Linked DNA regions of Homo sapiens: region 1 is linked to region 2. Evidence: chromatin loops called from intact Hi-C (ENCODE). Cell type or tissue: thyroid gland. All regions are shown on one strand. Each heading gives the region's core, and the rest is flanking DNA. Links, peaks and the distances in the headings are about the cores only.

What was found. Hi-C counts contacts between places; a loop is a spot of excess contacts. Peaks named below come from ENCODE experiments on the same cell type or tissue, not always from the same donor. Only the 100,000 strongest peaks of a DNase experiment are listed, where the experiment ranks them.
Region 1: a loop joins it to region 2, with 2.1 times the contacts of the local background. A loop is called at or near these places in 4 of 110 quality-filtered maps.

What each region holds. Positions count from the first base shown.
Region 1 is chr12:124,872,135-124,886,927 of GRCh38, forward strand. It overlaps LOC105370050 (a long non-coding RNA gene), which reads left to right. Exons shown (of 3, transcript XR_945488.3): 3 at 5,356-5,443. Among named protein-coding and RNA genes, the nearest start is that of SCARB1, 16 kb to the left of the region's middle. RefSeq lists enhancers at 12,445-13,132, 12,534-12,583. In thyroid gland, for the core only: no CTCF peak of the experiment used is centred there; a DNase peak (open chromatin) is centred at 6,487.
Region 2 is chr12:124,797,509-124,812,301 of GRCh38, forward strand. SCARB1 (scavenger receptor class B member 1) reads right to left here. Exons shown (of 13, transcript NM_005505.5): 5 at 14,362-14,457; 6 at 12,666-12,781; 7 at 10,253-10,419; 8 at 2,616-2,734. Among named protein-coding and RNA genes, the nearest start is that of SCARB1, 59 kb to the right of the region's middle. RefSeq lists enhancers at 1-506, 507-1,017. In thyroid gland, for the core only: no CTCF peak of the experiment used is centred there; a DNase peak (open chromatin) is centred at 6,913; H3K27ac peaks cover 1,069 bases.

The sequences.
Region 1 (14,793 bases), core at 2,567-10,566, 74 kb after region 2:
TCCAGGAGTCTTTCCTCTCTGACTCAGGGCTGGCGATCAATCCTTGCCTTTGTCCCTGGCCTTTGGGGACTCTGATATGTCCTCTCTGGCAAGGGCTAACCCTCCAACACAGACGTGCTTTCCAGGACAAAGGTGCAAGTGTGTGGGGAGGACCCAGCTGGCAGCCGCGAGCTAATACGTTGCTCCGTGGGCCAGGTCACTGGAGGACAGAAGTTTCTATCAGCTGCCACTCTCAACAGCAGCTGGAGAAAGGAGGATGATTCCTATCCCAGGAACCAGAAGATTCCTCTGAGACCACCTGGTCCTGTCCTACCTACCAGAGAAGGGATGGACATGCTCATTCATTCATTTATGTGGCAAATACTTGCTGAGCACTCGCTATGTATCAGGCCTACTGTGTGCTAGGGCCTGGGGGTAGATGGGGAAGAAAGCAGGCAGGTCCTCTGTGCCCTGGCCTTACTTTTTTTTGAGACAGGGTATGGTTCTGTCACCCAAGCTGGAGTTCAAAGCTCACTGCAGCCTCCACCCCCTGGGCTCAAGCGATCCCCCCGCCTCAGCCTCCTACAGACATGTGCCACCACACCAGCTAATTTTTTGTTTTGTTTTGTTTTGAGACAAGAGTCTTGCTCTGTCGCCCAGGCTGGAGTGCAGTGGTGTGATGTCAGCTCACTGCAGCCTCTGCCTCCCGGGTTCAAGCGATTCTCCTGCCTCAGCCTCCCTCCCGAGTAGCTGGGACTACAGGCGCCTGCCACCACTCCCAGCTAATTTTTGTATTTTTTAGTAGAAATGGGGTTTCACCATGTTGGCCAGGCTGATCTTGAACTCTTACCTCAAATGATCCACCCACCTTGGCCTCCCAAAGTGCTAGGATTACAGGTGTGAGCCCCTGCACCCAGCCAAGCTAATTTTTTTTAATTTTTATTTTTTTTAATAGAGATGGGTGTCGCACTATGTTGCCCAGGCTAGTCTCGAACTCCTGGAGTCAGGCGATCCTCCCACCTCGACCTCCCAAAGTGCTGGGATTATAGGTGTGAACCACCACGTCTGGTCTGCCCTGGCCTTTTTAGTAAGGGAAAGAGAGAGAGATATTAAAATATATATATGTTTTTTTATTTATCTATAAATATATGTATAAGCAAATAAATAGATAAGGATTATAGATGGTGCTACGTGCTAATGAGAGAAATAAAAAGGTAATGCCACAGGGAGATGGGGGCTGGCGGGGGGAGACCGGAACCTGGGGAGGACCTTTCTGGCAAACAAACCAGCAAGTGCAAAGGCCCTGTGTCAGGGAGGTGCTCAGTGTGCCCAAGGAACAGACAATCAGGGACCCCTGCACCTTAGACGGTGCAGTCACCCCGGTTTATACCTCTTGCCCCAATAGTATCATTAATAGCACCTCCAAGTCACTGCATGTGGGGTGGTCTGTGATACCCCAACTGCACTGCACTGAAACACACAGGCTGGCTGCAGCTCTTGAGCAGAGGTCACGGTCCCTGGAAGGCAGACCTCTCTCGACTCCTCTCTCCTCCCGGGTTCCAGGTGACACTCCCTGCCCTCCTCCCCTCAGCCCCAGGGTGGGGAGCAGCTTCACTCTCCCTTTCGTTTTCCCTGCTCCTTTGTATATATCTTCAAAGTCCCCAATTTTGAGTGTTCTCTCCACTTCCTGCTCAGACTACTACAGGAACTGATTCTGTGGTGGGAAAGGAATTAGAGGAGAGAAAGAGAGGCTCAGAGGCAGTGTCCAGCAGCTGCGGTAGAAGCCTGGAGGTAACGGCCAGCGCAGTGGCTCACGCCTGTAATCCCAGCACTTTGGGAGGCTGAGGCGGGAGGATGGCTTGAGGCCAGCAAGTTCAAGACCAGCCTGAGCAACATGGTGAAACCCCATCTCTACTAAAAATACACAAAATTAGCCAGGCGTGGTGGCACGTGCCTATAGTCCCAGCTACTCGGGAGGCTGAGGTGGGAGCATTGCTTGAGCCCAGGAAGTAGAGGCTGCAGTGAGACACGATCGTGCCACTGCACTCCAGCCTGGGCAACAAGAGTGAAACCCTGACTCAAAAATAAAGAAAAAAAGAAAGTAGGCTGTCTTTAGGAAGAAAAAAAAAAAGAAGAAGAAGGCTACTAGTTTTAACTGACTAATAGTTTAAAACAGCAAGTCTGGAGCCAGACAGTCCAGGTTCAAAACCCTGCTCTCCTATGGACACGTTACTTAACTCTCTGGGCCTCGATTGCCCCATCTGTAAAATGGGGCTAATAAGACCCACCTCAGAGGTGTGGAATAAGTGAATCGCTTGAACCTGGGAGGTGCAGGTTGCAGTGAGCTGAGATCATGGCACTGCACTCCAGCCTGGGCGACAGCAAGACTCTGTCTCAAAAAACAAAAAACAACAAAAAGAAATTAACATAGAATTACCATGTGATGCATCAATCTCATTTCTGGGTATCAAAGAAATGAAACTGGGAACTTGAAGAGGAATCTGGCCACCGCGTTCATTGCAGCGCTGTTCACGATGGCCCAACGGTGGGAGCAACCCGAGTGTCCGCTGATGGGTGGTGGGTAAGAAGCTGGGGCCCATCCACACGGTGGAATAGGATTCAGCCTGGAAAAGGAAGGACTTTCTGACGCACGCTGCGACATGCACGGGCCTTGAGGAAGTTATGCGAGTGAAATAAGCCACAACAGGACAAATACCGTACGATTCCATTTGCATGAGCTCCCTAGAGTAGCCAGATCCACAGAGACAGAAAAGAGAATGGTGGGTGCCAGGGGCTGGGGGAGAGGGAAAGGGGAATTATTGATCAATGCATATGCAGTTTCTATTTTGCAAGATGAGAAAGTGCCAGGAGGGATGGTGGTGATGGTTACACAACAATGTGGATGTCCTTAATGCCACTGAAATGTACACTTAGAAATGGTTAAGATGGTAAAAACAAACTACACAACAAAAGGCTGAGCCAGAGAGAGGGTAGGAGCCTCCCACAAAGTGCAAGTTTGGGGTCAAGAAATCTGTTAGGAGACTTGAGGGGACCTGAGCAATGAGGAGCAGCTGTGATCTGTCTTTGATCGAGAACCAGGGAGGCAGAGATAAGATGTGAGTGGGGCGGGCTCAGGGAGGACAGCAGGTCCACCGGGCCCTCTGGAGTGTTCTCTGCGCCTCCAGACAGGGAAATGAGGGGACTCGGGGCCCCCAAACTGTCCCCAAGCCCACTCCTGGCGACTTTCTAACTTTTCCACCCTGTCCTGAGCCACAGAGAAAAGTGCTGGCGAGTGTGACAGGAGTCCGTGTCAGCTTCCCTGAGCAACACAGACTCAGACCCAGGGTCTGTCCCAGAAAGGAGTCCCCACCACACGGGGAGGAGGGATCGGAGCCGCCCAAGAGGATTTTTGTTATATTCACACTCTGGGCGACACAGACTGGATTTCTAGGCAAGTTGCTCACCTTCTCAAGGCCCTGGCTGCCCCTCTGAGCCCCAGGTATTCCCTCTGAGCTCCAGCTGCCCTTCTCAGCCCACAGTATCCCCTCTGAGTCTTGGGTGCCCCTCTGAGCCCTGGGCCCCCTCTGCACAGTGGGAATGAGAGGTGTACCAAGGTTGGAACAGTGGATACAGCCCCCAGCCTATTCAAACTCGGGTTGCTATTTCTTATCACTGTGCACCGGTAACTCTAAAAAATGTCAGCGATAAAACATTCCTCCTGAAACAATCTTTTATTGGTCTAAGTCTGAACTGGGAGTTGGCAAACTACAGCCCGAAGGCCAAACCTGACCCCCAGCCTGTTTTTGTAAATAAAGTTTTATTGACCTGACCCCCAGCCTGTTTTTGTAAATAAAGTTTTACTGGAACCCAGACACACCTATTCATATAGTTTATGGCTGTGTCCAGGCTACAGTGGCAGAGTTGAGGAATTTTAACAGAGGCCCTGTAGTGCAAAAAGTTAAAATAGTTATTATCTGTTGCTTTACAGAAAGAGTTTGTCAATCCTTGGACTAAACAATTGCTGTGGTTGAGTTTTAATAATACATATGTGAGTTTCAGATTAGTACAATCATATTACTTTCCTTTTAATAAATATTATATTCCTCATGGAGTTTAGTTCAGAGAACTCCACATGCCCCTGCACACACACAGACACACACATTGACACACACAGACACACAAACACATGCAGAGACACACACAAACACAGACACATTGACACACACAGACACACACATTAACACACTCAGACACAAACACATGCAGAGACACATACAACACACAGACACACAAACACACACACAGACACACACATTGACACACACACACGGAGACACACACATTGGCACACACAGACACACAAACACATGCAGAGACGCACACAACACACACAGCCACACACACAATATTTTACTGAATTTGAATAAATATCTCTTTTTTTCTTTATTTCTACACAACAGGGATATAAAAATAAATATCAGGCTGGTCAGGGTGGCTCACGCCTGTAATCTCAGCACTTTGGGAGGCTGAAGCAGGAGGATAACTTGAGCTCAGGAGTTCAAGACCAACCCTGGCAACACAGTGAGACCCTATCTCGAAAATAATTTTTTCTAATTTAAAAGAAAGGAGAAGTTGGGGGTGGTTCACAGGTACAAAAAAAATCATTTGAAAGAATGACTAAGACCTACTGTTTGCACAATGGGGTGACTAGAGTCAATAATAACTTAATTGTACATAGTAAAATAACTAAAAAAGTAGAATTGGAGGCTGGGTGCGGTGGCTCACGCCTGTAATCCCAGCACTTTGGGAGGCCGAGGCGGGCAGATCACAAGGTCAGGAGTTCGAGACCAGCCTGGCCAACATGGTGAAATCCCGTCTCTACTAAAAATACAAAAATTAGCTAGGCATGGTGGTGGGCGCCTGTTTTCCCAGCTACTCAGGAGGCTGAGGCAGGAGAATCACTTGAATCTGAGCGGCGGAGGTTGCAGTGAGCTGAGATCGTACCATTGCACTCCAGCCTGGGCAACAAGAGCAAAACTCCATCTCAAAAAAAAAAAAGAGTAGAATTGGATTGTTTGTAACACAAAGGATGAATGCTTGAGGGGATGAACACCCCATTCTCCATGACATGATTATTACACTTTGCTTGCCCATATCAAAACATGTATCCCATAAATAGATACACCTACCGTGTACCCACAAAAATTTTAAAAATTAAAAAGATGATCCACTCAGAGGTCAAATACAAGATACATGCTGATGGGGACAAGTAATACCTCAGAGAGTTTTTGTGAGGATGAAATTAAACAAGTGTGATGATAGATACCATTGGTGCCTTTCTGAAATTCATGCTTTCTCACCCCTTCTTTCTTGAAGGCAGAGGGTCTATCTGCTTCCCGGCAGTCACAGATGCTCAAAGAGGGGGACCTCATTTTCCCATCTGGAAGAAATCCTGATTATTCTCAGCCATCTTGGTAATACAGTTCCTCTCACTACGATTGGCTTAGGGGTGGACATGTGAGCACATGCTGGTGAAAAACACGAGAGGGGGTGAGCTGGGGGAATTCTTGCAAAGGTTTCATTGCTGATAAAAATGGACCAAGGAAGAGATGCTTCCTGCATGTGTCCTGTTGGATGAGATGCCCAGACAGAGGCAGCCACTGTGCCCTGCAGAAAATGCCAGAGCAGAGAGATGCAGAGAACCTGGCTTTTCAGGGATCCCCTTGACATTGAAACTGAGAGCCAGCTGGGCGCAGTGGCTCACGCAGGTAATCCCAGCGCTTTGGGAGGCCGAGGCGGAAGGATTGCTTGAGGCCAGTAGCTCAAGACCAACCTAGCCAACATAGTAAGACCCTGTCTGTATTTTTAAAATAAAAATATAAATAAATAAAATTTAAAAAGAAATTGAGAACGCCAGGCCCCGTGGCTCATGCATGTAATCCCAGCACTTTGGGAGGCCAAGGTGGAAATATTGCTTGAGGCCAGTAGTTCAAGTCCAGTCTGGCCAATATAGTGAGACCCTGCCTCTATTTTAAAAATAAAAAGCCTGGGCACAGTGTCTCACACCTGTAATCTTAGCACTTTGGGAGGTCAAGGCAGGTGGATCACCCAAGGTCAGGAGTTCGAGACCAGTCTAGCCAACATGGCTAAACCCCGTCTCTACTAAAAATACAAAAATTAGCCGGGCATGGTGGCACATACGTGTAATCCCAGTTACTCGGGAGGCTGAGACAGGAGAATCGCTTGAACCTGGGAGGTGGAGGTTGCCATGAGCCAAGATCACGCCATTGCACTGCAGCCTGGGCGACAGAGTGAGACCCCATCTCAAAAAAAAAAAAAAAAAAATGAAATCGAGAACCCCAAAGCTGCCCTATCTCAGGACTTCCCCTTATATGGAAATAATAAATATCTTTATTGTTAAACCTCTTGGGTGCTTTCTAGGACTTTCAGCCAAAAGCAGTCTCAATGGCTACAGATATAAACCCGGCTGGCAAGTAGCCAGCAGCCACAATCAACAGTTTTATTGACTTTGTCCTTCAGTGAGTATTCACGGAGTGCCCTCAGTGCACCAGGACTGGGCACTACAGCTCATGAAAAGGGGTTTCTTTCCTAGAGGTGCACTCCAGAGGCTGCAGACAGACACCAAAGCAAGTCCAGGAATAAGGCATCAAAACAGCTTCAGATAATGTTCAATACTGGCAAGAAACAAAACCCAGCGGTTTGAGAGAGAGCGAGGGAGGGTGTGGGCTCTCTGGAAAGGTGACATCTAACAGAGAACTGAATGAAGAGCCAACCATGGGAAGACCCAGAGAGAGCATTCCAGGCGGAGGGCACGGCACACGCAAAGGCCCTGAGGTAGGAGTGAACGTTGTGCGTCGGAGGAACTGAACCGTGGAATGTGAGAGCATCACAATCGTGGCAGCAGCTTTCAAGAAAGTATGTAAAAGCGAACAAAAGGTCCACAGTCCGAATTTCTCGCCTCCCTTTTTTTAAATTTTTTAAATTTTTTTTTTTTGAGACAGGGTCTCTCTGTCGCCCAGGCTGGAGTGCAGTGGCGCAAACTTGGCTCACTGCAGCCTCAAACTCCTGGGCTCAGGCAATCCTCCCACACCAGCCTCCAGAATAGCTGGGACTACAGGCACCTGCCACCATGCCTGGCTAGTTTTTGTATTTTTTTTGTAGAGATGAGGGTCTCACTGTGTTGCCCAGGCTGGTTTCAAATTCCTTGGCTGAAGGGATCCACCTGCCTCGTCCTCCCAAAGTGCTGGGATTACAGGCATGAGCCACTGCACCCAGCCTTCTCCCCTTTTCTTTGGGCTTTTGCTCCCGGGCCCAGTGTTTAAGGGCTCTGCTATGTTGGAATCGGAGATGAGTTTTTGAGGTTCACTTTCTAACTCAAGAGAACCACCTGACCTCTCACCGTGCATGGGCCTGAAGAACACAGGCTCTTTTTTTTTTTTTTTTTTGAGACGGAGTCTCACTCTGTCACCAGGCTGGAGCGCAATGGCGCAATCTTGCTCACTGCAACCTCCACCCCCCGGGTTCAAGCGATTCTCCTGCCTCAGTCTCCCAAGTAGCTTGGATTACAGGCGCCCGCCACCATATCTGGCTAACTTTTGTATTATTAGTAGAGACGGGGTTTCACCATGTTGGCCAGGCTGGTCTCAAACACCTGACCTCGTGATCCGCCTACCTCGGCCACCCAAAATGCTGGGATTACAAGCATGAGCCACCATGCCCTGCCAAACACAGGCTTTTAAAATGAAAGCCGAAGTTTCATGCTTCAGCATAACCAAACAGCTCCATGTCCAGCTAGTCCCCATCTGTTTTGCCTGTTTTCCTACTGGACCAACATTTTCCTTCCTGCCCAGAAAACTGCAGCTCTTGCCACTGGCCCCTTGTCTCCAACACCCACCCGCTCTGCCCAGGGCCCACTGAGGCCCAGGGATACCGTCCACAGCATCAGAGAGGCCAGCTGCCATGGAGCGAGGCAGGAGGTGCCTCCCTGAAACCAGCGTGGGTACCAAGAACACTGGAGCTTAGGAGATGCCCTTACCCTTCAACGCAGAACCACAAAGCTGTCAGTTTCTTTCCTGAGGGGGAACTGTTCTTAGGCTGCAGGCCGAGGCGTCTGCCAGGGATGGCTGGAGCCCACAGAGAAGCTGGTTCCAAAAATATTCTTTGGGCTGGGCGCAGTAGCTCACGCCTGTAATCCCAACACTGGGAGGCCGAGGCAGGAGGATTGCTTGAGCTCAGGAGTTCAAGACCAGCTTGGGCCACTTGGCGAAACCCCATCTCTACAAAATACAAAAATTAGCTAGGTGTGGTGGCAAACGCATCTGTAGTCCCAGCTACTCCAGAGGCTGACTCAGGAGGATCGCTTGAGCCCCGGAGGTTAAGGCTGCAATGAGTCATGATCACGCCACTGCCGCCCAGCCTGGGTAGCAGCGTGAAACTCTGTCTCAAAAAAAAAAAAAAGGTGGAGGGGGCCAGGCGTGGTGGTTCATGCCTGTAATCCTAGCACTTTGGGAGGCCGAGGCAGGTGGATCACTTGAGGTCAGGAGTTCGAGACCAGCCTGGACAACATGGTGAAACCCATCTCTAATTAAAATACAAAAATTAGCCAGGCATGGTGGTGGGCACCTGTAATCCCAGCTACTTCGGAGGCTGAGGCAGGAGAATCACTTGAACCCAGTGAGCCGAGATCACACCACTGCACTCCAGCCTGGGAGACAGAGCAAGACTCAGCCTCAAAAAAAAAAAAAAAAAAAAAAAAAGACAAAACAAAAACAAAAACAAAAATATCCTTTGGAAAACAATGGGCAGAAATATCTTTCTGGACACATCTGGTGGTAGCTGAGGCTCCTGTTTGGGCAGGGATGGGCAGTGCCAAGGAGGACCACTGGATACACACTCACAGGGTCATTTGTCAAACTTCTTTTCAGAGCAAGGTTTTGCTCTGTCACCCAGGCTGGAGCGCAGTGGGGTGATCACAGCTCACTGCAGCCTCAAACTCCTGGGCTCAGGTGATCCTCCCTAGTAGCTGAGACAACAGGCACCCGCCACCACACCCAGCTCTGTCAGACTGTGCCGACTGAGCACTTCCTATGGGCAAGGGGGCACGTTAATCACCTTCTCATAAAGATCACACACCAGTGGGACAAAGAGATTCTTCTCACACCAATGAGTCTGCCGTGACACCTGAGAAAAACGCTTTCAGGGAGAGGAATCCACCTCGGTGAGGGCGCATTCCAGGGGCACAGAGTGGACCTTTTTCAAAGCGAGTGGGATTGTGTTACTTCCTGCTTGAACTCTGTTGGTTTCCTGTTGCATAAACTCCAGGTCCTCCCCGGGCTGCCCTCCTCTGCCTCCCTCTCCGCTCTCTGGGATGCAGCCACCCTGGCTTCCTTCAGGTTCTTCTTATGGGGTCAGCCTGTGCCCACCGCAGGACCTCAGCACAGGCTCTGAGCCCCGCTTCAAATGCTCCTCTTGTTTAAAAGGGCTCCACGGAGGCTTTTTTGAGGGGCAGCTCCAACATCACCTCCTCAAAGAGGCCTTCCTCAACCAGCCCATCTAAAGTAACCCTCTTCTCTGGCACAGTGGCTCACACCTGTAATCCCAGCACTTTAGGAGGCTGAGGTGGGCCGATCACTTAAGTTCAGGAGTTCGAGACCCTCCTGGCCAATATGGTGAAACCCCATCTCTCCTAAAAATACAGAAATTAGCCAGGTGCGGTGTGCACCTGTAATCCCAGCTACTCGGGAGGCTGAGGCAAGAGAATCACCTGAACACGGGAGGCAGAGGTTGCAGTGAGCCGAGGTTGCACCACTGCACTCCAGCCTGGGCGACAGAGTGGGACTCTGTCTCAAAAAAAAAAAAAAGAAAGAAAAGATTAACTGGGCGTGATAGGTGTGTCTGTAGTTCCAGCTGCTCCGGAGGCTGAGGCGGGAGGATTGCTTCAGCCTGGGAGTTCAAGGCTGCAGTGAACCACGATTGTACCACTGCACTCCAGTCTGGCCAACAGAGTGATACCCTGTCTCTAATTAACGAATGCTCTTTATGTCGTCGTCCTGTTCTATATTCATCACACCCTGGCATCATCTGTCCTGATTTTTCACCACTTGTTTCCTCCATGTTTCTGTAGAGAAACACCACGAGGGTGCTGAATCCCCAGCACCAGCACAGGGCCCGGTGCATACAAGGGGCATGATGGTTTGTGGAATGAATGAATGAATGCATGAATGAGGGACCTAACCCCATTGGAGGAAGTCAGGAAAGGCTTGCTGAAGAAGTGGTATCTGAAGTGGCATTGACGGGTGAGAAGGAGTTGGGCTGTGCACCCCGACTTTGGCCAGTGATTAGAACTCCCTGGGGGCCAGCGCTTGTACCCCGCCCTCAGCGGTTTCCCAGGGTCTGGGTCGGGCACAGGGGTTGGTGTGTGTTGAAACTCCCTGTGTGATTCTCATATGCACACTAGGCTGAGAACCGTTCATCATGGGCCTTTGTTCTCCTCCAGGTGTTCTCCAGAGCAGCAGCAGCACCAGGCCACCTGGAAATGTGATAGAAATGCAGGTTCTCAGGCTGGGTGTGGTGGCTCACACCTGTAATCCCAGCACTTTGGGAGGCCAAGGCTGGAAGATAACTTGAGCCCAGGAGTTCGAGGCCAGCCTGGACAACATAGTGAGATCCCATCTCTGCAAAAAAATTTTTTTTTAATTAGCCAGGCACGGTGGCAAGTGCTTCTAGCCCCAGCTACTCAGGTAACTGGGTAGAATTGTGTCCCTCCAAAAAATGATATGTCCAAGTCCTAGGCCCCTGGTCCCTGTGATTGCAGCCTTATTTGGAAATAGGGTCTTTGCAGATGCAATTAAATCAACAGGAGGGCCTGCGGGATTCGGGCGGGGCCTAATCCAATAGGACAGGGGTCCTTATAAGAAGAGGGACATCGGGCCGGTGGAAGGATCTCTTGAGCCTGGGAGGTCGAGGCTGCAGTGAGCCATGTTCACACCACTGCACTCCAGCCTGAGCAACAAAGCAAGAGCCTGTCTAAGAAAGAAAGAGGAAGGAAGGAAGGCAGATTCTGAGTCAAAGAAAGGAAAATTGATTCTGAGTGAAAGGAAGGGAGGGAGGGAGGAAGGAGGAAGGAAGGAAAGGAAGGAAGGAAGGAAGGAAAGAAAGAAAGAAAGAGAAAGGAAGGAAGGAAAGAAGAAAGAAAGAGAAAGGAAGGAAAGAAAGAAAAGAAAGAAAGAGAAAGAAAGAAAGAAAAAAGAAAGAAAGAAAGAGGGAAAGAAAAGGAAGGAAGGAAGCAAGGAAGGAAGGAAAGAAGGAAAGCAGATTCTGAGTTCTCACCCCAGACCTGTGACTCAGACACTGGGGAGTAAGGCCCAGGAATCTGCATTTTCACAAACCCTCCAGGGGCTTCTGACTCACTCTGGAGTGATGGGTGAAGTGGAATCTTCCAGAAGGACAAATGCTTTCAGCCATGTCTGGTGTCAGAGGCAGGAGCTCCCACACTTATGTGCTGCCTGGCTCCTCACCAAGACAGGTGCTAGACTATCTCTGAGACTATCTTTTCCCTTGAGGCAGCTGAGAGCTGGAGCAGCTTCAGATGCCTCCAGATCCTGGGCCCTTGAACTTCAACTCGAACTTGGCTCTAAAGTGTCGCCCTCAGCAAGAGTCAACGCAATTGGGCCCTGGCTCCGTGAGGTGGACAGGGGCCTTGCTCGCTCCTTCTTCCCCAGCCCTGCCCCATGGGGGAGAGAGAGAGGTCGTCAGGTGAGACGGAGTTTGTTTCAGCAATGTGTTTATGAGTCCCAAGAACTTAGGATAAAGTTTCTGAAATACTAGCCTGAGGATGTCCCTCTTTGAGAAAAAGGGAAAAAGGACACCGCGGTTACCCCAGCTTTGTTATTCATGTAACAACGGCAGGGCATTTGAGTTCTTTCTGTTTTCATCCTACTTCCACTCCCACATCTAATCACTAACATTTCTCTTGTTTTGCTGTTTGTTGCTTCCTTTCATTCTCCCCATCTGAGGTGGGTAGAATTGTGTCCCTCCAAAAAATGATATGTCCAAGTCCTAGGCCCCTGGTCCCTGTGATTGCAGCCCTATTTGGAAATAGGGTCTTTGCAGATGCAAATGCAATTAAATCAAGAGGAGGGCCTGAGGGATTCTGGCGGGCCCTAATCCAATAGGACAGGGGTCCTTATGAGAAGAGGGACATCCGGCCGGGCGCGGTAGCTCACGCCTATAATCCCAGCACTTTGAGAGGCCGAGGTGGGCGGATCACCTGAGATCAGGAGTTCGAGACCAGCCTGCCCAACGTGGTGAAACCCCGCCTCTACTAAAAATACAACAAATTAGCTGGGCGTGGTGGTGGGCACCTGTAATCCCAGCTGCTCAGGAGGCTGAGGCAGGAGAATCCATTAGAACCCGGGAGGCGGAGGTTGCAGTGAGCCAAGATCGTGCCACTGCACTCCAGCCTGGGCAACAAGAGCGAAACTGCACCTCAAAAAAAAAAAAAAACAAAAAAGAAGGAGAAGAAGGACATCTTGTCACAGAGGCACATACAAAATGTCATGTGCCATTGAGGCAGAGATTGCAGTGCTGTATCTGCAAGCCAAGAAATGCCGAGGGCTGCTGGCAGCCACCAGAGGTCGAAGGAGGCAAAGAAGGCTTCTCCCCACCCCAGGCTTCAGAGGGCTCTGCTGATGCCTTCGTTTCTGATTTCTGCCCTCCAGAAAGGTAAGAAATGCATTTCTGTTGTTCTGAGCCACCCAGTTGGTGGCACGTTGTCCCGCAGGCCCAAGGGACTTACGTACCCTCTCCACCCTCTTCCTTTAGCCCAGCGAGCATTCTTGCGCTTGAGCAAACAGCAGAACCACCTGGAGGTTTAGTGAAACCCAGATGGCTGGCCCCGCCCCTGGAGTGCCTGATTCAGTAGGTCTGGGTGGGCCTGATAACTGCATTTTCAGCAAGTTTCCTGAACACGCTGGTGCTGCTGGTCTGGGGACCACACTTTGAGAACTGCTGATCCAGATCACACCATCTCCTGCCTGGATGACAGCTCCAATCCCCTAACTGGCCGGAACCCTCTCCCCTCCTCCCTTCCCCCTCCACCGGCAGGCAGGCTGAGCTTCCTAAAACACCTAGGAAATTGTCATTCCCCAGTGTAGAATCTCCAGGGGCCTCTCACGGTCTGCAGGACAAAGTCCAAACACCTTCGCAGGCCACTGCAATTGCCTGGTCTCAGCTGAGGTGCTCAACACAGACTCCCCACCCACCCCCAGGCACAGGAAGGAAGGGAGAAAGAGATGCTTTCAAGAATTGTTTTTGTTTTATCAAATAATTGTGAATAGACATAGTGTTAGTTTGCTAGGGTTGCCATGCAAAGCACCACAAACCGGGCCGCTTAAAGCAACAGAAAGCTGGGCGCAGTGGCTCATACCTGCAATCCCAGGTCTTGGGGAGGCCGAGGCAGAAGGATCACTTGAGTCCAGGAGTTCGAGAGCAGCCTGGGCAACATGGCGAAACCTTGTCTCTACAAAAAAATACAAAAATTACCTGGGTGTGGTGGTGCCTGGCTGTACTCCCAGCTACTTGGGAGGCTGAGGTGGGAGGATTATCTGAACCCAGGGAAGTTGAGGCTGCAGTGAGCCGAGATTGTGCCAGTGCATTCCAGCCTGGGTGACAGAGTGAGACCCTATCTCAAAAAAATACAAATATATGAATAAACAGAAAGTTTACTCTCTGGAAGTTCTGGAGGCTGGAAGTCTGAGATGGGGATGTCTGCAGGGCCACACTCCCTCTGAAGGCTCCGAGGCTCCTTCCTCACCTCTTCCAGCTTCCAAGGGGCTGGCTGGCAATCCTTGGAGCTCCTTGGCTTACAGATGCCTCTGCAGTCATGGGGCCATCATGACACCATCTTTCCCTGTACATCTGTGTTGACAAGATGGCTCTGCTCTTACAAGGACACCAGTACTGTTGGATTAGGGGCCCAACCTACTCCAGCAGGATGTCACCTTAACTCATCTGCAATGACCCTACTTCCAAATGAAGTCACATTCTGAGGCGTCAGAGGATGGGGCTTCAGCATATCTTTTTGGGGAACACAATTCAACCCATGACAGATTTTATTTTTCTTTTGAGACAGGGTCTGGCTCTGTCACCCAGGCTGGAGTGCGGTGGCACAATCGCAGCTGACTGCAGCCTTGACCTCCTGGGCTCCAGCAATCCTCCCGCCTCAGCCTCCCGAGTAGCTGGGACCACAGGGATGCACATCGTGCCCAGCATTTTTTTTTTTTTTTTTTTTTTTGAGATGGAGTCTTGCTCTGTCGCCCAGGCTGGAGTGCAATGGCGCGATCTCAGCTCACTGCAACCTCTGCCTCCTGGGTTCAAGTGATTCTGCTGTCTCGGCCTCCTGAGTAGCTGGGATTACAGGTACACACCACTACACCCAGCTAATTTTTGGTATTTTTAGTAGAGATGGGGTTTCACCATGTTGGCCAGGCTGGTCTCAAACTCCCCACCTCAGGTGATCCACCCGCCTCGGCCTCCCAAAGCGCTGGGATTATAGGCGTGAGCCACCGTGCCTGGCCTATTTTTTTATTATTACTTGTAGAGACAGGGTCTCCCTATGTTGCCCAGGCTGGTCTCCAACTCCTGGGCTCAAGTCATCCTCCCACCTCAGCCTCCCAAAGTGCAGGGATTATAGGTATGTGCCACTGCACCCGGCCCCATGGCAGATATTGATCATAATAATAGCTGATATTCATTAAGACTGAACTTCATGCACGGCAGTGTTCTAACTGTTTT
Region 2 (14,793 bases), core at 3,217-11,216:
CAAGCTCATCTGGAGGTAGAATTGGACGCAGCAGCTAAAGTGGCTGCGGCAAAACAGCTGTTTGCCTCTCTCTGGGCTCCCAAACTTAACCCCTTCTTTCTTGATGTGAGGGGAAGAAAGAAAATCCGTGCCCTGAAAGGAAAGCGATCACTGAGAGCGCACAGGAGACTGTGTTCATGGTGGAATTCTCCGGAAGCCAGCAGAGCAAGAGAGGCTGGAGGAGGAATTAACTAAAAGAGGGAAGGCAGAGACCAGGGCTGGGGCCGGGGCCGAGAGGGCCTAGTCAGCGGCTAAGGAGGCCTGGGAGGACAAAGAAAAATGGTGCAGAACAGCATCCGCCATGGAGCTTCGGGAAGGGCCTAAGGTGCACAGCATTGTGGCAAACGTGTGGAGCTTCCTCAGACAACGAAAACCAGAACTACCATCGGATCAGTGATCCCACTGCCGGGCATCCCCCCAGAGGAAATGAAATCAGTGTGTCAAAGGGACAGGGGCACTCCCATGTACGCTGTGGCCAAGATACGGAATCAAGCGAAGTGTCCGTCAGTGAATGAATGGGCAGCAGAAACGTGGTGCACACACAGTGGGATACTGTTCAGCGTTTAAAAAGAGGGAAATCCAGCTGGGCGCGGCGGCTCACGCCTGGAATCCCAGCACTTTGGGAGGCCGAGGTGGACGGATCACTTGAGGCCAGGAGTTCCAGACCAGCTTGGTCAGGATGGTGAAATCCCGTCTCCACTAAAAATACAAAAATTAGCCAGGTGTGGTGGTGTGTGCCTTTAATCCCAGCTACTCTGGAGGCCGAGGCAGGAGAATTGCTTGAACCCAGGAGGCAGAGGTTGCAGGGAGCCACGATCATGCCACTGCACTCCAGCCTGGGTGACGCAGCAAGACTCTGTCTCAAAAAATAAATAAATAAAAACAGGGAAATCCTGTTATTTGTGACAACATGACGGACCTGGGGACACTATGCGAAGTAAAATAGGCCAGGCACAGGAAAGCAAACCCTGCATGACCTCACCTGTATGTGGAATCTAAAAGAGTTGAATTCAGGCCAGGCGTAGTGGCTCACGCCTATAATCCCAGCAACCTGGGAGTCCGAGGCGGGTGGATCACCTGAGGTCACGAGTTCGAGACCAGCATGGCCAACGTGGCAAAACCCTGTGTCTACTAAAAATACAAAAATTAGCCGGGTGTGGTGGTGTGTGCCTGTAATCCCAGCTACTTGAGAGGCTGAGGCAGGGAGAATTGCTTGAACCCGGGAGGCGGAGGTTGCAGTGAGCCGAGATCGTGCCACTGCACTCCAGCCTGGGTAACCAGAGTGAAACTCCATCTCAGAAAAAAAAAAGAAAAAAAGTTGAATTCATGGAAGCAGAGGGTAGAATACTGGCTACCAGGGGCAGGGATGGGGAAGTCCGTCAAAGGATACAAAATTTCAGTTAGACAGGGGGAGTAAGTTTAGGAGACCTACTGGGAAATAGAGCAACAGTCACTGTATTGTACTATACAATACAACACAGTGACTAGAGTGAATAGCAATGTATTGTAAGCTTGAAAGTTGCTGACAGTAGATTTTAAATGTTCTCAGCACCAATACATCATCAGTATGTGAGGTAATGCATATGTTAATTGGCTTGATTTAGGTATTCCACAAGTTATATACATACATCATAACATCATGTTGTACACTCAAAAATAGACAGCTTTTCTTCTTCAATTTAGAGAATTAATTTTGGCTGGGCACGGCGGTTCATGCCTGTAATCCCGGTACTTTGGGAGGCCAAGACAGGAGGATCGCTTGAGCCCAAGAGTTCGAGACCAGACTGGGCAACATGGCAAAACCGCGTCTCTACAAAAAATATAAAAATTAGCCAGGCATGGTGGTACATGTCTGTAGTCCTGGCTACTTAGGGAGGCTGAGGTGGGAGGATCACCTGAACCCAGGGAGGTCGAAGCTGCAGTGAGCCATGATCATGCCACTGCACCCCAGCCTGGGCAACCGAGTGAGACCCTGTCTCAAAAATAATAATAATTTTGTTAAAGGCCCATGGGATAGACCACAAGTGCCCACCCAGGAAACAGAAAACCACAGATTTCTGAATCAATGGTAGCAGCCACCAAGACCAACTGGGCATATTTTACAGAGAACGGAGGTGCCAAGAGAAGAGGCCACAAGCTGAAGGAGTGTCCTTGGGAGGGCCACATGTCCAGCTCCCTGCTTGTAGACAGAACTTCACACGGGACAAATTCCCTGTGTGATTTATCTGCAAAATACCCCAGGCTCTTCTTGGTACCTAAAGATCTTTATGGTATCTTGACACATCCAGAGGGCTGCCTCCAGCTCACATGTAGGAGACATCCCAGCTGATAAGTTCTAATTAATTTACTGTCTTAGAGCCCATTTATAGAAACCAGTACAGGGATCATAAAACCCTTGAACTACCTTGAACTATGGAGTCGGGGTGAAGTAAGGAACTTTGGTGGCTCGAGATTCTAGAAGCCAGGCTTCCCACCACCCCAGCCCACAGCAGCTCTCTGCCTGGGGAGAGAGGAGGCAGCCAGGTGTGCTCCAACCAGGAATCACCCACCCCCCACAGAGGATGGCAGGGGCTCACCGGGTGGATGTCCAGGAACAAGGAGTGTGCCTCCTGGTTAGGGTGCAGGCCAGTCACCGCTTCTGCCAGAACCGGGTCAGCGTTGAGGAAGTGAGGATGGGAGAGAAACAAGGGGGCACCTAGAAGAGGGGCAGGGAGGGGACATCAGACAAGGACAGTATATTGGCAGGTCCTGCCAGGCCGGAGGTCTGCACAGAGCTGTGGTCTGCAGGGCACCCCCGTGGCGATGACAAGATAACCAGACAGAGAGGATCCCTTCCTCCATTCTGTAAAAAGCCCCAGGCCCTGTGATGAGGGACAAGCTCTGCGCCAGAGAAGGGGTGAGGCAGGAGCCGCTGATTCTGACAGGAGAGACCAAAAGAAGGAAGAGGCCTCTTCACAGGAGCCAGGTGAAGGATGCCCGGGAAGCGCATTCCAGGTGGAAGGGAAGGCAGAAGCAAGCGTGGGGAGGGGGAAATGCATGGTGCACAAGGGTGCTAGGGAGGCACGGATGGAAAAGGCAACGCCAGATTTGAACTTGGGTGTGGGGAGGGGAGTCTCAAGCGCAAGCCAAGCAGCCCACACTGTCCCCTGCAGGACACGCAGCAATGATCGGAGCTCAGGTGTGTGCACCTGTGGCCAGATCTCCCTGCATCCACAGGAGTGTGTCCCTGTAGACACACCTGCTACAAATGTGAGCTCAACCTCGCCACTGACCAACCAAACCAGGCAAACACCAGCTCACCCTCGGGACAATGGACAACAGGCCTGAAGGACAAGTTAACAAGGAACAGCGAGCGGGCCTCTCTCAAAAGCTCACGAGGGCCAGGCGCCATGGCTTACACCTGTAATCCCAACACTTTGGGAGGCCTCAGCAGGCAGATGACTTGCACCCAGGAATTGGAGACCAGGCTGGACAATATGGCAAGATCCTATCTCTACAAAAATTAGCCGGGCATGGTGGCACCTGCATGTAGTTCCAGCTACTCAGGAGGCTGAGGCAGGAAAATCGCTTGAGCCTCAGAGGTTGAGGCTACAGTGAGCCGTGACCGTGCCACTGCACTCCAGCCTGGGTAACAGAGCAAGATCCTGTCTCAAAAGAAAAACAATTTTTTTTTAAAAAGCTCACAAGGATCCAGACAGTGCTAATCCACAGACAGAGCCAACGGGTGGTGACCAGGGGCTGGGGGAGGGGGCGGGGAGTGACTTCTGATGAGTCTGGGTCTCCTTTTGGGGTGACAGAAATGTTCTGGAACGAGATACAAGTGATGGCTGCACAACCTTGTGACCCTGCTAAATGCCACTGAATCATTCACTTTAAAATGGTTAATTTTATGTTACAAGAATTTTGCCTCAGTAAGGAAAACAAAACAAAACAAAACAAAAACTTGAATCAGAGGCCAGGCACGGTGGCTCATGCCTGTAATCCCAACTCTTTGGGAGGCCAAGGCGGGTGGATCACTTGAGGTCAGAAGTTCAAGACCAGCCTGGGCAACATGGTGAGACCCCGTCTCTACTAAAAATACAAAAATTAGCTGAGCATGGTATGTGCCTGTAATCCCAGCTACTCGGGAGGCTGAGGCAGGAGAATTGCTTGAACCTGGGCGGCAGAGGTTGCGGAGGCTGCAGGGAGCTGAAATCGCATCACTGCACTCCAGCCTGGACAATAGTTTTCGGAGGTTGCAGTAAGCCAAGATTGCACCAATGCACTCCAGCCTCGGCAAAAGAGCAAGACTGTGTCTCAAAAAAAATAAAATAAAATAAAGGGCCGGGCGCGGTGGCTCACGCCTGTAATCCCAGCACTTTAGGAGGCCGAGGCGGGTGGACCAGTTGAGGTTGGGAGTTCACGACCAGCCTGACCGATATGGAGAAACCCCGTCTCTACTAAAAATACAAAATTAGCCGGGCCTGGTGGTGCACACCTGTAATCCCAGCTACTCAGGAGGCTGAGGCAGGAGAATCGCTTGAACCCAAGAGGCAGAAGTTGTGGTGAGCCAAGATTGCACCATTGCACTCCAGCCTTGGCAACAGAGCAAGACTGTGTCTCAAAAAAAAAAAAAAAAGACATAGTTAAAAAATACCGTGGAAAATAATGATGTTGTAAGTTCTAACTAGAACCTGTTACTGCATGAGGCTTTAACTGGGAGCCCTGCTCTTTTTCTGTTAAAAGAAAAAACAAAACAAAAAAGGCTGATGAGTGTGGAAGGCTCTTCAAGTCCTCTCAACACCAAGAGACCTTCTCCTGCAGGTGATGGCAAGGAGGAAAAGAGCATGGACCCAGAAGCTCACTCTCACCTCCTTGGACCTTCTGAAGCCATCCCAAGCACCCGCAGGGACAGTGTCCTCCACAATCTGGAAAACGCTGCCTCTCGTGCCTCCTCCGTGGAGGAGGCAGCCACGGAGCCGAACTCTGGAGGAATCTCAAACAAGCCCTGGCCTGCCCACAGCCCCAGGTGGAGACCGAGGTGGGATGGAACAACTTGCCAGCCCCCGCCCTTGCTTCAGAGGCCGAGCCTGCATGGACCCACGCACGTGTTTCTTCCAATGTTATTACCAAGCACGCCGAGAGAGATCTTCCCAGCTGTAAGTGGTAATTAATTTGTAGCTTTATGGCATATCTAGCCAGACATAATTGCCCAGGATTGCCACCGATGATAATTAGTTGGCTCTGTGAGGCAAGTCGGATGCCCTCACGCAACAGGGAGGTTTGAGATGAGGGAGTTGTCTGAGTCCAACAGATTTCAAGGCCCAGAAAGGCAAAGGCATGGTACCTTTACTCTTTAGATAACATGCCACAGAAACACAGACATAGGTGCACCAAACGACACGTGTGCACCACGGTCACGGTCGAAAAACAGGAACTTGGATGCCTAGGAGCAATGGAAGGAGAAGATGGAGGTGGCACCCACGATGGAACACCACACAGCAACGGAGAGGAGGGGCTGCTACCACCCACAACGTCACGGACGAATTGCACCAGGGTGCTAAGGGGTGCACGGACCAGAAAAGGAGGAAAAGGAGTCTAGCATTATGGGTCCATTCACATGAAGATGCAAACCAGCTGAGCTCCGGGGCTGGATGTCAGGGCGGTGGGAGGACCGCGAGTGGCATCCAGGGCCTGTCCTGTCTGTTTCTCAGTCAGGGTGCTGGCCACGGGGTGCGTTGACTTTGTGAAGTTTCAAACTGCAGGTGTCAGCCAGGCGCAGCGGTTCATGCCTGTAATCCCAGCACTTTGGGCGGGAGGATCACTTGAGCCCAGGACTTCAAGACTAGCCTGGGCAATATGGTGAGACCCCGTCTCTTAAAAAAAATTTAAGAATTAGCTGGGCATGGTAGCAACCGCTTGTAGTCCCAGCTACTCAGGAGGCTGGGGTAAGAGGATCAATTGAGTGATGGAGGTCAGACTGCTGTGAGCCATGATGGCACCACTGCACTCCAGCCTGGGCGACAGTGATACCCTGTCTCAAAAAACAAAGCAAAAAACCCCAAAAACTGCATGAGTCATCTGGGAACTTCTTTGTATCTATGTATATTTTATTTAGAAGCAAAAACTAAGCCCGGGCAAGACGGCACAACCCCACCTCTACAAAAAAAAAAAAAAAAAAAAAAAAAATTGAAATAAGATAAAATAAATTAGCCAGGTATGGTGGTGTGTACCTGTGCTCCCAGCTACCTGGGAGGCTGAGGTGGGAGAATCATTTGTGCCCAGGAGGTCAAGGCTGCTGTGAGCTGTGATTGCACCACTGCACTTGAGCCTGGGCAACAGAGAAACCCTGTCTCAAAAATATAAATAAATATAAGAAAAAACTCTATTTAAATAAAGATTTTAAAATTCCTTTGCGCTTTTGAAATTCTTTTGGCAGATGTGCTAAGAGAAGGCGGGACACACCTCGTCCCACGCCCTTGGAGGGGATGGGCATGTCGTTTCTCCCCCTTCTCCTGGTACCTACACCCCCACTTTAAGCCTTCCCTACTTTCAGCCTTGTGCTTGGAGTGGGGCCGGCCCACCCAGGAGCCATCTGAGCATGTGACACAAGCCTGGCCAATCAGCATAGTCCACCTCGGCTACTGTGATTGGTTTACAGCTGGGCATGGGAGCCAGGCAGACCAATTAGAGCAAACCCTGGAACTTCTGCTGGAGTGAAGGAAACACAGGTGGCCCCCTTTCTGCAGGACTCGGAGCTGGGCGGAGGTGAGCCTGGAGCCTCCACAGGCAGCCAGGAGGGAGAGCCTGCTTGGCAGCAAAGCCAGTCCAGCAGAAAACTGAGCTGGGACTTGGCAGAGGCAGCTTCCAGACAACATCTAAGTTCTGGATTTGTGCCTAATGCAGAGATCTGCCCTGGAATTTTTCATTACGCAAACCAAGAAGTGCCCTTTTGGCCTAAATCAGGTGGAGTCCAGCATCTGCCACTTGCGACAGTTGCTGTAGCACACCTATTGGGTGTGTAACATCCTCAACCTTAGGAGCAGAAATCCCCGCCGATACCAGCAAAGAATGAAGCAAGCAGAGGCCAATGCCCAGACGGGCCAGACAGGACCAGGAGACAGCAGCGGGCGTCCCAGGCCCCAGCTCCAAACCATTCATTCACAGGTTGTTCCATTCTGCCTGAAATAGGGGAAAGCATCCAATCTGTTGACAGCCCCTCCTCCTGACCCCTGTTGCAGACCAGTCCTTTAGAGTCGCCATTGCCAGCTGGAGGACGGGGCTTCAACCAAAAAGGCTCCCAGAAGGCAAGACACAGTCAAATAGAGGGCCGCTTCCGGTCCTACCAACCCTGTGACCTTGGTCGCATCCAGCATCAGGCCTCAATTTCCTAAGTACAGAACGCACTCACCATCCCTATATTCAAATACTGTATGAGTACCCATTACATGCGGGGCACAGTTCTAGAAGCTAAGAATAAAACCAACAAGAGGAGCTTGGGGCCCTGCCTACAGGGATGACAGTGAATGGAAGGGGCAATGAATAAAATCCACAGTCCATGAGTTCAGGGAGCAATGAGCACCAAGACAAGAAGAGGAAGACAAGAAGACCAAGACAAGAAGACAAGAAGAGGAAGCCATAGGGAGCAGCAGGTGGGAGAGGGGGCAACTTTAGAACAGGAAATCAGAGGAGGCCTCCCGGAGGAGGTGGCATTTGCATGCAGGCCAAAAGAAGGTGAGGGATGATCCACTCAGAAATCCAGACAAAGAGCTCTCCAAGCAGGGGAAGCAACCCATGCAAACCACAGTGCAAGGCACTGACCTTGGTATACTTTAGAAAAAGGGCGAAGGCATCAGGGCTGGAGAATAATGAACAGGGGACGTGTAGGGAGAAATGGAGTCAGAGAGGCTGGTGGGGCTGGATCCTTCAGAGAGGCCGGTAGGGGCTGGATCCTGCAGGGCCCAGGGCCATGGTGGGAGTTTGGACTTCACTATGAATGCAGACAGAGCTGCCAGACATTTTAAGAGGACGGCGGCCATCTGCATATTTTTCGAGATGGGTCTTCCTCTGTTGCCCAGGCTGGAGTGCAGTGGGGTGATCACAGCTCACTGCAGCCTTGACCTCTGGGCTTAGGCCATCCTTCCACCCCAGCTTTCCACGTAGCTAGGACTACAGGCATGCACCACCATGCCTAGCTAATTTTTTTTTTTTTTTTTTTTTTTTGGCCAGAGAGAGGTCTTGCTATATTGCCCAGGCTGGTCTCGAACTCTTGGCCTGAAGTGATCCTCCCACCTCGGCCTCCTACAGGGTTGTGATTACAGGCGTGAACCACCACACTCGGCCTGCATTGTTAAAAGATCCCTCCGCTGCTGTCGGGAGTGCTACAGAACTTCCTATGATGATGGAAATGTTCTCTATCTGTGCTATCCAAGACAGTAGCTGCTAGACACACATGGCTTATGAGCATTTAACTTCCGGCCGGTGCAACCAAGGAACTGCCTTTTAATTTGATTTCGTTTAAATCAATTTCAATTTAAACAGCCGCAAGAGGCCAGCAGTGACCGCACTGGATGGTCTAGGGGATGGATGGTAAGGCGGCAACACTGCATTGAGGGATGGGCTACTGAAAGGGCTGGATCACCAGGAAGGACGTGTCCGTGGCCTGGACAATGAGGCGGGGGTTGGGGTGGGGAGCAAGAGAGAGGAAGGAGTGAGGACTCAACCTGGAGGTAAAGCCATCTGGGCTTGTTGACGCACTGGAAGAGCTGGGTGAGGACAGGGAAACAAACTGACGCCCGAGGGTCCAAACTGAGCAACTTGAGGTGGGGGTGTCTCAGGGACTGGCACACAATTGAGACACACCAACAATGTCAGGGGACCGACGCCAACAGCAGTCATCACATCTGCCTAGCCACCCACACTGCGGAACGAGAAGATGTTACGTAACACACAGACCCTCGCCAGCCTCATTTCATGTCATTTAGGACACGTACATGCCCTAAGCCCCAGAACCCATGACTATGTCAGGTCACAGGGTAAACGGGCGCTGGGCCTGCTCAGCAGCTGCCTTGAAGGTCCAGAAATTGGGCCGGGCACAGTGGCTCACACCTGTAATCCCATTGCTTTAACACGCAGAGGCAGGTGGATCACTTGAGGCCAGGTGTTTGAGACCAGCCTGGGCAACATGGTGAAACAACATCTCTATAAAAACTTTACAAAAATAAAATTAGCTAGGTATCATGGCCCACACCTGCGGTCCCAGCTACTCAGGAGGCTGAGGCAGGAAGATCGCTTGAGCCCATGAGGTCGAGGCTGCAGTGAGCTATAATCGCACCACTATACTCCAGCTCCAGGCTACAGAGTGATACCTTGTCTCAAAATATAAAAATAGGCTGGGCGCGGTGGCTCACACCTATAATCCCAGCACTTTGGGAGGCCGAGGCAGGCAGATCACTTGAGGTCAGGAGTTCAAGACCAGCCTGGGCAACATGGTGAAACCCCCATCTCTACCAAAAATACAAAAAATTAGCCAGGTGTGGTGGTGCACGCCTGTGGTCCCAACTACTCGGGAGGCTGAGGTGGGAGGATCACTTGAACCTGGGAGGCGGAGGTTGCAGTGAGCTGAAATGGCGCCACTGCACTCCAACCTGGGTAACAGAGTGAGAGTCTGTCTCAAAAAAAATAATAATAAACAAGATGGGGAGATTGTCCTGGGGTATCCAGGAGAGCACGATGTGGTCTTAAGGGTCCTTAGAACTGGAAGAGGGGGCAGAAGAGGGAGGAGAGGAAGAGATATGAGGACAGAGTGGATCAGAAGGATGCCATGTTGCTGGCCTCAAAGGTGGAGGAAGGGCCCGGGAGCCAAGAAACACAGAGGGGCCTCTGGAAGCCAGAAAAGGCAGACGCAGCTTCTCCTAGAGCCTCCAGAAGGAACACAGCCGCCTTGTTCTGAGCGCGGTGAGACCCACGCAGACTTCTGACTACAGAACTGCAAGATAACCAGTGTGTGTTGTTCTAAGCCCTGAAGTTCATGGCAATATATTGTGACAGCAACTAATAGACCTGGCATTTCTTCCTTTTCAGATTATCTTCCTGCGGCCTCATTATCTTCGCCTAATGGGATTATCAAGAGTACAGAGGCCAGAGATTAAGCAGACAGCACTGGGCAGATAAACCCTCAGCTGGCCCCACCCTCACACCCTCCCGCCATCCCAGCACAGGGGACGGCACGTACTGAACCTGCAGGTGCTGACGTTCTGAATTCCAGACTCCAGGCACGGGCAGAAGCCTTCGTTGGGTGGGTAGATGGACCCGTTGGCAAACAGGGTTTTGGGAGCCACGAAGCGATAGGTGGGGATGCCTTCAAACACCCCTGACTCCTTGTACATTAGCTTCATGGATCTGCAGGGGACAGACAGGATGAGAGGGGACACCCAGACCCGGCGGCCAGAGCCAGGCCCTGCCAAAGGCTGCCCAGATCCAGCCACTTCTCCCCACGGGCGCTACCACCTCCCGGGTCCAAACCGCCCCCATCTCTCACCCGCGGAGCTGCAGCGACCTCCTAACAGGCCTCTCCGCTCCGACTCTGCCTCCCCACCCACATCAATGTATTAGCCGTGGCCAGATGGAGTTTTACAAAAGAACAGAGGCCAGGCATTATGGCTCACACCTGTAATCCCAGCACTTTGGGAGGCCGAGGTGGGAGGATCACTTGAGCCCAGGAGTGTGAGACCAGCCTGGGGAACATAGTGAGACCCAGTCTCTAAAAATAAAATTGTTTTTGAAAGTTATGAAATTAAAAAAAGAACAGAATATATCATGCCCCTGCTGAAAATCTGTGACCCTTTCTAGTCTAACCTACCATTAGGATTCATTGACCTTATCTAGCCCCTGCATAAGCTCTGCTCAGCCCTGCCCCAACTTCCTGTGCCCAGGGCCTCCCTGCAGTTCCTAAGCACACTCACTCCTGCCCCAGGCCCTTTGCATCACTGCTCCCTCTGCCTAAGAACAGTCTCCTCTGGCATCTTCATCCACCAGACTTCAGCCCTTCAGTCAGATCTCAGTTCAGCTGTCACTTCCTCGGGTGGCAGCACCGTCCCCCACACCCACCCCATCCACCCTCCATCCATTCATGCTCCTGTACTTTCTCAAAAGCACTTCTGAACTTGAACATGCACTGTGCTACCCACTCTGTCCACGGCAGCCACTCAGCACGCATGGCTGTCCATCCCGCCCTTGACATGGGGTGAGTCCAAATTGGGATGCAAGTATAAAATACATTCCAGATTTCTAATACTTGCTAGCAAAAAAAACAAAAAAAAAACCTCATCAATAACACTTGAAATGATCCCATTTTTGATATATGAGGTCAAATAAAATACATTATTAAAAATAATTTCACCAATTTCTTGTTACTTGTATTAATGCAGCCACTAAAAAATTTTAAATTGCATGTGTGCCTTGCATATTTTGATTTATAGGAAAGTGCCAGCTTAGATAACAGTATTATGTCAATGCCAAATTTTCTCATTTTGATAACAGCATTATGGTTATGTAAGAAAATGTCCTCGTTTCTGAAAAACACCCACTGAGTATTTGGAGGTAAGGGGGCATACAGCCTCCAACCTACTCTCCGATGGTTCTGGAAAAAGACACTCGGCGAGAAGAGGGGGTGGGGGGCTTAACACGGCTAGTGAACCTGGGTGAAGGGGAGACGGGGGCCACTTGTATTTCTCATGCAACTTTTCTTTAAGTTTAAAATTCAGCTTTTAAAGTCAGCTGGGTACAGTAGCTCACACCTGCAATCCCAGCACTTTGGGAGGCTGAAGCAGGAAGATCCCTTGAGGCTAGGAGTTCAAGACTAGCCTGGGCAACATAGCGAGATCCCCATCTCTAAAAAATTAAATAAATAAATAAGTAAAAACTTAAAATAGTAAAAAGTGGCCACACAGAGCAAAAGCACTGTCACTCTCTGACACTCTAGTGTTTGTGCATTTGCCTGAGTTGCCCTGATAGGACACAGCCTCCTGGGGAACGGAGACTTGGCCCACCCTCTCACTACCGGGCACCTGGCACACAGTAGGGCTTCACAGGGTTTGCTGGGAGGGCAGATAAGTCAAGGTCCACATGAGTGAATTCCTAAGTAAAGGACTTTTCCAGAGTGACCAGAATGGAACACGACACAGCAAGGCCTCCAGAAAAGGGCTGTAGGAGCCACCCACTGTCTACTCTTACCCCACAACTGGGACCATGGGACACAGAGCTGAGCCTGAAGGGGCCAAGCAGAGCCAGCTGATGTCTCAGCACCCAGATGGTCATGGGGGCCACCAGCCAGACGCCAGAGGGAGCCCACCTCTCGCCTCCATTTTATGGCCCCCTGTGACTTGACATGTCCTGCCCCCTCCTCCCAGCCCAGCACCACCTGGCTGCAAACCACCACCAGCAGCCTCTCTTTGGGCTGTGTAGAGGCATTGGCAGCTGGAGTTTGGCTTTTGGTGGTGTGACCAAAGAGAATTCAAGCTGGTGCCAAGGGCTACTGAGTCAAATCCACGATGAGTCAAAATGCTTTCCAAGTGCACAGCCAACACCACAGAATTTGGCCATGAGCTACCCAGGAAACCCAGGAGGCCCCGAGTCCCAGTGATTACCGGCAGGCCTCCGGGCTGTAGAACTCCAGCGAGGACTCAGGAGTCATGAAGGGCGGCCACATTTGCCCAGAAGTTCCATTGATCATGTTGCACTGATCGGAATGCCAGAAGTCAACCTGGGGGGAAGCATCCAGACTAGACCCCTCAGTAGGGCCAAGGCCCCTTAATAAGCCCTCTCAGGTGCTGCACACCTAACTCACCCTGGTGCACGCACGGCCACTCAATTCCCAATACTGGCACGGTGGGAAGAGGGCAGGCTATGTAGACACACAGAGAGAATGCCTACCACAGCTTCCCCCTCCCAGACCCCTGAATGTGTAACTTCGCTAGGGACTCAGTTCTTTCATCTGCAAAATAGGCCTATCACCCACATTTCCAGCCTGAATCTGGAAAAGAAGTGTGGTGAGCAGGTGAGGTGAGAGGTGGGGCGCGGCTGTGCTCAGCCCTCAGAGCGGAAGTCAACAGGCACCTCCTGAAAACAATCGGCACACAGGCAAACTACTTAAAATCATAATGGTGGCCACCACCGGGCAACCCCAAAACAGAACCTGTCAGGTTAACTGACTCTGGGGAGCGAGACCCAGACTCGACAAAACCAACTGCTCACTTTCCAATCTTCTGTATGATGAGGATGTTTAAAATCACGTGCACATGTACAGTATATTGGAATATACAAGCCACAATGAATGTGAACTCCATCTATCGTGAATGGCTACTGCCAGTTGCAGATGGTGATTTTTGCCACTCTGGGCACCGGTTGGGGTACGATTTGTCCCTAGCCCTCAGGGTCTTTGCAGTAACTACCACGGGGAGTGGGGAGTGGGAAGTCACACAGTCATTTTCACACATATTGAGAAAAGGTCACGAAGGTGAAAAAAGCCAGTTGCAAAACAATGCACGTAGTATGATTTCATGATGTTCAAAGAAGAAACAATTCCGTATTTCTCTGCGTACATATAGGTGTGCACATGGGTAAAAATGGATGGGAAGAATATATCCCAAACTGATAATTGTGGGTTTCCTCTGGGGCAAGGGGTAGGGGTGGGAGGTGATACTAAGGGCACTTATCTCCCTCTCTTGTTTTATTTTGTAATGTGAATCTCTTCTCTTTTTTTTGGAGACCGAGTTTCACTCTTCTCACCCAGGCTGAAGTGAAATTGCGTGATCTCAGCTCACTGCAACCTTCACCTCCTGTGTTCAAGCGATTCTCCTGCCTCAGCTCATGAGTAGCTGGGATTACAGGCATGCAACACCACACCCAGCTAATTTTTTGTATTTTAGTAGAGACAGGGTTTTGCCATGTTGGCCTGGCTGGTCTCGAACTCCTGACCTCAGGTGATCCCCCCCACCTCGGCCTCCCAAAGTGCTGGGATTACAGGCATGAACTACCACGCCCGGCCTTCAAAACATTTTTGTAAGTAAAGAATCGAAAGGAAGAAAGCACTCAGTTCCCAGCAGATGCCAGGTGCTCAGTAAGCTCAGTAAGCAATCACTAACCCCACCTGCCCCTCTGGGTGGTCAAGCTTTAACCAGAGGTAAAATCCCTCCTCCAACTTCAAGAGTGTTCATCCTCCCAGCACCCTCTTCACGACAAAGGAAGAAGGAGCTCTCTGGTCCCTGCCACTCCCGAGCAGCCATGGCCGGGCCCACCCTCCCCTCTCCCTGGCGACAGGGGCCCTCGCCTCTCGCCCCTCACCTTGCTCAGCCCGTTCCACTTGTCCACGAGGTGGATCCTGCTGATGTTCTGGACCCCCGTGAACACCGTGAAGAGCCCAGAGTCGGAGTTGTTGAGCTACAGACACAGCAGGGAACAGCATCGTAAGGCTTAGGCCTGCCATTGAGCCGGCCTGGTCTGAACATTCTGGGCTGAGCCCTCCTCCCCCTCCACCAGAAGGACAGGGCCCCCAGCATCTGGTTCACTGCCAAATGCCCAGTGTCTGGGGACCGAGAGGAGGCTTGGGAGCTTTCTAGGAGGAATGGTCCCGGGTTCTGTGGCTGCAGTGTTCCACCCTCCCTTCCTAACTCCAGGAGAGTCTGGCTTTCCTCCCAGGTAAATGGCAGATCACCCCCACCACACCCTACTCCAGCATAAAATAAAGCATGGCCAGGTCAGCTCCCTGAGCAATGA